2 separate regions of the Homo sapiens genome follow, and region 2 is linked to region 1. A link is a contact called in ENCODE Hi-C or POLR2A ChIA-PET data. All regions are on one chromosome and are shown on one strand. Each heading gives the region's core, a stretch centred on a gene start or an enhancer-like site at or near the end of the contact. The rest is flanking DNA. Distances are from core to core; before and after follow the strand shown. Region 1 holds the start of ATP5MF-PTCD1 (ATP5MF-PTCD1 readthrough). Region 2 holds the start of PCOLCE-AS1 (PCOLCE antisense RNA 1).

What was found. A loop is a pair of places that touch in the nucleus more often than their neighbours do. ChIA-PET counts read pairs that join two places held with the same protein, here RNA polymerase II (POLR2A). Pooled maps may share reads with other maps.
Region 2: a loop to region 1 is called in a pooled map, with 4 times the contacts of the local background. The contact joins the promoter of PCOLCE-AS1 here to the promoter of ATP5MF-PTCD1 in region 1. A Hi-C loop is called at or near these places in 1 of 37 single-sample maps with no recorded cell type and 6 of 50 pooled maps. POLR2A ChIA-PET finds 5 or more read pairs at or near these places in 1 of 52 experiments (activated naive CD4-positive, alpha-beta T cell).

What each region holds. Positions count from the first base shown.
Region 1 is chr7:99,464,755-99,468,285 of GRCh38, forward strand. It overlaps ATP5MF-PTCD1 (ATP5MF-PTCD1 readthrough), which reads right to left and starts at 1,413. Exons shown (of 9, transcript NM_001198879.2): 1 at 1,375-1,413. The coding sequence starts at 1,387. It overlaps ATP5MF (ATP synthase membrane subunit f), which reads right to left and starts at 1,413. Exons shown (of 4, transcript NM_004889.5): 1 at 1,357-1,413. The coding sequence starts at 1,387. RefSeq lists enhancers at 582-1,199, 1,200-1,815, 1,482-1,601.
Region 2 is chr7:100,602,666-100,606,016 of GRCh38, forward strand. It overlaps PCOLCE-AS1 (PCOLCE antisense RNA 1), which reads right to left and starts at 1,373. Exons shown (of 9, transcript NR_038910.1): 1 at 1,173-1,373; 2 at 1-501. It overlaps PCOLCE (procollagen C-endopeptidase enhancer), which reads left to right. Exons shown (of 9, transcript NM_002593.4): 2 at 765-873; 3 at 1,294-1,552; 4 at 2,426-2,550; 5 at 3,011-3,147. RefSeq lists enhancers at 807-1,599, 3,035-3,104, 3,115-3,204 and silencers at 1,607-1,986, 2,167-2,316.

The sequences.
Region 1 (3,531 bases), core at 163-2,662:
GTTTGAGACCAGCCTGGTCAACGTGGCGAAACCCATCTCTACTAAAAATACAAAAAAAAATTAGCCGGGCGTAGGTACTGGTGTGTGCCTGTAATCCCAGATACTTGGGAGGCTGAGGCAGCAGAATCATTTGAACCTGGGAGGCAGAGGTTGCAGAGACGAGATCAGCTACTGCACTCTAGCCTGGGCGACAGCGTGAGACTCCATGTCAAAAAAAAAGAATACAGAAACGCAGTGGCTCACACCTGTAGTCCCAGCACTTTGGGAGGCCGAGGTACATGGATCACCTGAGGTCAGGGGTTCAAGACTAGCCTGGCCAACGTGGTGAAAGCCCGTCTCTACTAAAAATACAAAAATTAGCTGGGCATGGTGGCCTGCGCCTGTAATCCCAGCTACTCGGAGGCTGAGGCTGGAGAATCGCTTGAACCCAGGAGGCAAAGGTTACAGTGAGCCGAGATCACACCATTGCACTCCACCCTGGGCGACAAGAGCGAAACGCCATCTCAAAAAAAAAATGATAAAAAAAAACCAGAAACTGAGCTAAGACACACATGTGTTAATCAAAACTCTGCCACTATCAGGCTGTGTGACCTCAGAGAGGCCACACCACATCCCGAACAGTTATTTCCCTCATCTGTAAAATGGAATCGACTTTCCCAACAAGGACTCTCTGACAAGGCTACTATGGAGCATCTAGGGCTAACTATTCAAAAACAAACAAACAAAAATCATCAGTGTGCACAGCGGGATGAATGTAGCGATTTACACATGGGTGTCTCGGAAAAGCCTGCTAGTCATAAGGCCGTCCTAGAGAATAAAGTTCATTTACCACGAATCCTCAGGTTTGAATACCAGCTCAGCCCTCGCACGAGTTGTGACCTTGAACAGGTCACCTCGCCTCTCTGATTCAACATATATGCATCGAACCTTACATGGTATCAGGTACAGTCCTAGTCCTGAGCTCCTCCTGGAGCTTCATCTGAGCTTAAGCCTTGGGAAAAAAGGGCAAAAGCTGCGCCTAACATTCAAGTGCAAAGCAACTGGGTCGCAGCGGGAGAGGGAAGCGGCTATTTCTTAGCGGAAAGAGGAACAGTGGCCCAAGGCGGCGCATTCCCAGGCCCAGAAGCGCGTGCCCCAGATGCCTTCACCCTCCACGCCTAACCCGGTTGGCGCAGGCCCTGGGCAGCAGGAAGGCGCGCCTGGGCAGGCGGAGCGGGGTCTGGCGCGCCTCAAGTGAGGTCGTGGCGAAGTGCCTGAGCAAAGGGCAGGCAGCTCCGCAGCTTCCTTCTCTCCCAGTGTGGCTCTGGACCCTGGACCCTGGCTCCTGCTTCCACCACGGAGTCCAAACAGCCTTACCTGGGGCCGGACACTCACCAACTGACGCCATTTTGGAGTCCTGGTGTCCGCTGTGCCGGACCGCGCGAGGGCTGCTGGGTAGGGAATGCACGCCCCATCCAGGGGCGTAGAGCAGAGGCTCACGGGAAGCAGGTCACAACTGCGAACACCCTGGAACTACTAGAAGGCCATGAAGCGAAGGGCGAGGTGCCTGGACAGCAAAAATCCGAGGGTCCTGCAGTTAGAGAGAGGGGCGCCTCAGCCTGGGCTCTCTACCTTAAAAGGTGGGAAGAGGCCGCGCTGGGACTACAAGCGTGCACCAGCACAGCAAGCTAATTTTTGTATTTTTAGTAGAGACAGGGTTTCACCATGTTGGCCAGGCTGGCCTTGAACTCCTTTCCTCACGTGATCCCCCCGCCTCGGCCTCCCAAAGTTCTGGGGTTACCGGCGTGAGCCACCGCGCCCAGTCTATTTTTATTTTTATTTTTTACTTTTCAGACGAGCATTTACTTTTCAGACAGTGGCTTGATCACGGCTGACTGCAGCCTTGAACTCCCGGAGTCAAGCGATCCACCCATCTCAGCCTCCCAAGTAGCTAGGACTACAGGCTCACATCACCACTTCCAGCTTTTTTTTTTTTTTTTTTTTTTTTTTTTTTTTTTTGGTGGAAACAGTGTGGTGAGGAGTGGGGGTAGAGGCTCTCTATTTTGCTCAGGCTGGTCTTGAACTCCTGGCCTCAAGCGTTCTTCCTCCACCTCCGAAGTAGCTGGGACTACAGGTGCACGCCACCACGCCCAGCTAATTATATTTTGTAGAGAAGGCGTCTCCCTATGTTGCCTAGACTGCTCTTAAACTCTTGGCCTCGAGCGTTCCTCCTACCTCGGCCTCCCAAAATACTGGAACTGCCGGCATGAACCACACTGCCCGGGCTACTTCAATTTTGATTATTTTAATTAATTTATTTATTTATTTAGAGACAGAGTCTCGCTCTGTCACCCAGGCTAGAGTGCAGTGGCGCGATCTCGGCTCACTGCCAGCTCCACCTCCGGGGTTCACTCCATTCTCCTGCCTCAGCCTCCCGAGTAGCTGGGACTACAGGCGCCCACCACCACGCCTGGCTAATTTTTTGTATTTTTTTGTATTTTTAGTAGAGACGGGGTTTCAACATGTTAGCCAGGATGGTCTCAATCTCCTGACCTCGTGATCCACCCGCTTCGGCCTCCCAAAGTTCTAGGATTACAGGCGTGAGCCACCGCGCCGGGCCTCCGATTTTTAAAACAACCTCGAGAGCAGGTCTTGTAGTCATAACTTGCCAAATAAATGCCACCCTCGTTCAGTTCATTCTGCTACATTTCTTGTTTCAGAGGTGGCATTGTGGGGCTCCTCCATGTCTGCTTCCCTTCTCCCCAGGCAGTGAAAATCGCATATACAATTATAGGTGTGTGAAAGCACGGCCAGCATCGCCAGTGGGAATTAAAAATGGTTAAAAAAACAAAACAAAACAAACAGGCCAGGTGCGGTGGTTCACGCCTGTAATCCTAGCACTTTGGGAGGCAGAGGTGGGCGGATCACTTGAGGTCAGGTGTTCAAAACCAGCCGGGCCAACATGGTGAAAATACGAAAAAAATTAGCTGAGCGCGGTGGCAGGTGCCTGCAATTCCAGCTACTTGGGAGGCTGAGGCAGGAGAATCACTTGAACCTGGGAAGTGGAGGTTGCAGCGAGCGGAGGTCAAGCCACTGCACTCCAGCCTGGGCGGCAGAGCAAGACTCTGTCTCAAAAAAAACAAAAAACAAACAAACAAAAAAAAACCAGGCTGGTCGCGGTGGTTCACGCCTGTAATCCCAGCACTTTGGGAGGCCAAGGTGCGCGGATCACCTGAGATCAGGAGTTCGAGATCAGCCTCCTCAACATGGCAAAACCTCATCTCTGCTAAAAATACAAAAAGTAGCCAAGCGTGGTGATATGCGCCTGTCATTCCAGCTACTCCAGAGGCTGAGGCGGGAGAATTGCTTGAACCTGGGAGGCGGAGGTTGCAGTGAGCAGAGATGGGGCCACTGCACTGCAGCCTGGGTGATGGAGTGAGAACTTGTCTCCAAACAAACCAACCAACCCCAGCAAATATAGTAGTGTACTGCGGTAGGAGTGTTCTCAACGGTTCCTTGCACCCTTGAACTCTCTGTCTTCAAAGTTTATTT
Region 2 (3,351 bases), core at 123-2,622, 1.1 Mb after region 1:
CCCCACCGCCTCACCCTTCTCTGGCCCCCAAATCCTCCCCATCTGCTGCAAGACCTTGGTCTCCTGCAGGCCACCACTGCTCCCATTCCCCCACCTTCGTCCTCTGGTCTCTTAAGTCTCCCCACCCACCCAGATCCTTGACCCCCCATAGAACCCAAGAGAGAGCCAAGCTCCTGAACTTGCCTGGTAGCTGGATTCCAGGAAGGAATTCGAGAGGGATTGTAGGGGGAGGAGGGGGCAGTGAGTGGAGACTTGGGAGTCAGAATCTGAAGTAGTTTGGAACAGGGGCAGGGCTAAGGTGTGGAGCTCGCGGAGCCTGGCCTCCAGGTTCAATCAGAGGGCCATCGCCACTGCAGCTCCCTCCATCTCTCCACCCCCTCCCCCCCACCGCCTCGTGGCTGTGTCCACATCTGGAAGTAGTTAGGCGGCTCCTGTCCCTGGACTGCCAGGCAGAGTGAGGCGGGAGTCTGGAAGGGGGGCCGAGGAGGATTCCGGGAATTCCTGTTGGGGTGGGGGTGGGGACTCTTGGGGTTGGAGGGATGGTCGAGTTGCCAGGCCCACTTTTCCCTTATCTTTGTGGGAGTCTGGGACACCCCAGCCCTGTCCTGGCTGGTGGAAGCTGCCCCAGGTCTCTCAAGGCCTTTCCATTTCATCCCCCAGCTTCCCTCCTTGGAGTTTCATCCTCATCACCTCATCCCCATCTTGCCAGTGCTCCCCCGTCCCACCCGTCCCTGCTCTTTCCTGACCCCTTTTCTGTTCTCCAGACCCGTGTTCCTGTGCGGAGGGGATGTGAAGGGGGAATCAGGTTACGTGGCAAGTGAGGGGTTCCCCAACCTCTACCCCCCTAATAAGGAGTGCATCTGGACCATAACGGTGAGAAACCCCTCTGGGCACTACCCCTTGTTAAAGTCTCAGAGGCAAAAAGGCCTGACTGCGAAGGGACCCCCCCCCCGTCCCCCCCGCACCACCTTCTCAACCTGGGGCAGCTCCAAGTGTCTTCCCTCTGTCACTGAAGGCATCATTCCCACCGTAACACGCATCATCTTAACCCTTCCCTCAAATCTTCATTCTCCAGTCCCCGGCCCTCCCTCCTCTTCCAAAGCCTCAGCTCTTGTCCCCTGCACAGGCTACCAGCAGAGCTGCAGAGACCAGGCCCTCTGCTCTGCACTCACATGGAGGCCCCTTCCCATTCAGTCCGTTTCTGCAAGAAACGCTTGGGGCAGGGGAGCTGCCCTCTGGCTGGGTTGTGTGGGGCCTGACTCTGTGGGTCCCCGCCTCTGTCCCCGCTATCAGGTCCCCGAGGGCCAGACTGTGTCCCTCTCATTCCGAGTCTTCGACCTGGAGCTGCACCCCGCCTGCCGCTACGATGCTCTGGAGGTCTTCGCTGGGTCTGGGACTTCCGGCCAGCGGCTCGGACGCTTTTGTGGGACCTTCCGGCCTGCGCCCCTAGTCGCCCCCGGCAACCAGGTGACCCTGAGGATGACGACGGATGAGGGCACAGGAGGACGAGGCTTCCTGCTCTGGTACAGCGGGCGGGCCACCTCGGGCACTGGTGAGAACTCCCTCACCTCCGCCTTCCCCCCCTCCAGGCCCCGCCCCGGCCGCAGCCCCGCCCCCAGCCCTAACCTCCGCCCCGCCCACCCCGCGCCCCAGTGCCTAGGGCCCCCTACCTCCCTGACCCATTTTCCTCACTAACCGCCCCTTCAGTCCCTCCTCCCCGTCTTCTCTCCCCTCCTCCCGCACCCACCCATCCCTCTTCCAGGGCCCCCCCCAGGCGCGAGGCGGAAATGGGTCACCGACCCGCGGGTGGAATGGGCGGCCTGGGGTTACTGGGACGGTGAGTAACTGCCGGCCCCCGTCCGCAATCGGGCTCCCTCCGTCGGGCGCGAGGGGGCACCCCAGGGCTGGGGGGACTAGGTTCCTCCAACCCCGGGGGGCCCCTACACCCAGCCCTGGGCTCCCGATTGCGGTCCCATCACCCCCTCCTGGCGGCAGAAGTCTCCCTTGCAATGTTTCAGGCGGGGACCTCCCTAAAGGGGTCCTCGGGGGCTGTGCCCCAAGTCGAGGACACCCTCTCCAGCCTGAAAGGGGACTCTGCTGCAGGGCCGGGGAGATGGGATCTCCTAGGGGAAGAGGCGCGGTGCGGCCGCGGGTCGGGGAGGGGCCAGAAGGGGGCGTCCAGCCAGTTCCTCCTCCCGCTTCCACCGCCCGCCAGTGCGCCCTGCGGCCCCAGACTTCCCCGAGCCGCGCTCCTCCCGGCCGCTCTCTGTTAACCTGCCCCCATCTTACCTCCCCTTCTTCTCGTCCCCTCATCCTGAGCCCCAGACATCCGAGCTGCCTGCCGGGGCTCCCAGCCTAGAGTTCTCCTGAAGCTGACCGAGGGTCTCCACCGCCCCCCACCCCCGCTCCTCTCTCCCCTCCCCAGAGCACCAATTTTGCGGGGGGCGGCTGGAGAAGGCCCAGGGAACCCTGACCACGCCCAACTGGCCCGAGTCCGATTACCCCCCGGGCATCAGCTGTTCCTGGCACATCATCGCGCCCCCGGACCAGGTACCGACCCTCCTCCCCGGGCTGCCCTAGGGGACCCAGGCGGCGCCCTCCAGCTTGCAGCCAGCAGAGATTTATTGAAGATCTGCTGTGTCCCGAGCACTGCGCTTGCGCTGGTGGGCACCCAAAACAGCCCCAACCCCTGCATGCACGCAAACAAAAATGTAAAAATTACAACTGAGACAAGTCTCAGGAGAGCGAGGTACAGGGTCCTGGTATAACACGCGGGCCTGTCACTTGTGAGTGCGCCAGGACTTGACCTTGCCAACCACGACGACCGACACCCCTGCAGGGTCCCATGGGTGTGTGTGGTCCTCCGTGCTGTGGTGTGAACGCCTTCAGGAGGGGGGCCCAGAGGACGCGGGAGGTGGGAGTGGGAGCTGCTGCAGGCACCCAGTAGGAGATGAGGTGCAGGCGCCCAGGGGTGTCCCGCCGCGCAGTCCCCGCCTCCGCCCGCCGCCAGGTCATCGCGCTGACCTTCGAGAAGTTTGACCTGGAGCCGGACACCTACTGCCGCTATGACTCGGTCAGCGTGTTCAACGGAGCCGTGAGCGACGACTCCCGGAGGCTGGGGAAGTTCTGCGGCGACGCAGTCCCGGGGTGAGGGGCGGGACCTGGGCGAGTCCGGGAGAGAGTCGGCGGACCGCACGCACGCGGCTGTTTGGAGGGGCGGGGTTCAGCTAAAGGGACGGGATCTGAACCCCAGGGCTCCAAACCGGCGAGGGGAGCAGGTTGGAGGCCAGGCAAAGAGGAGATTTGGCCCCGGGTCTGGGGTCCGCGGATAGAGAGGCGACTGGGGCTCTG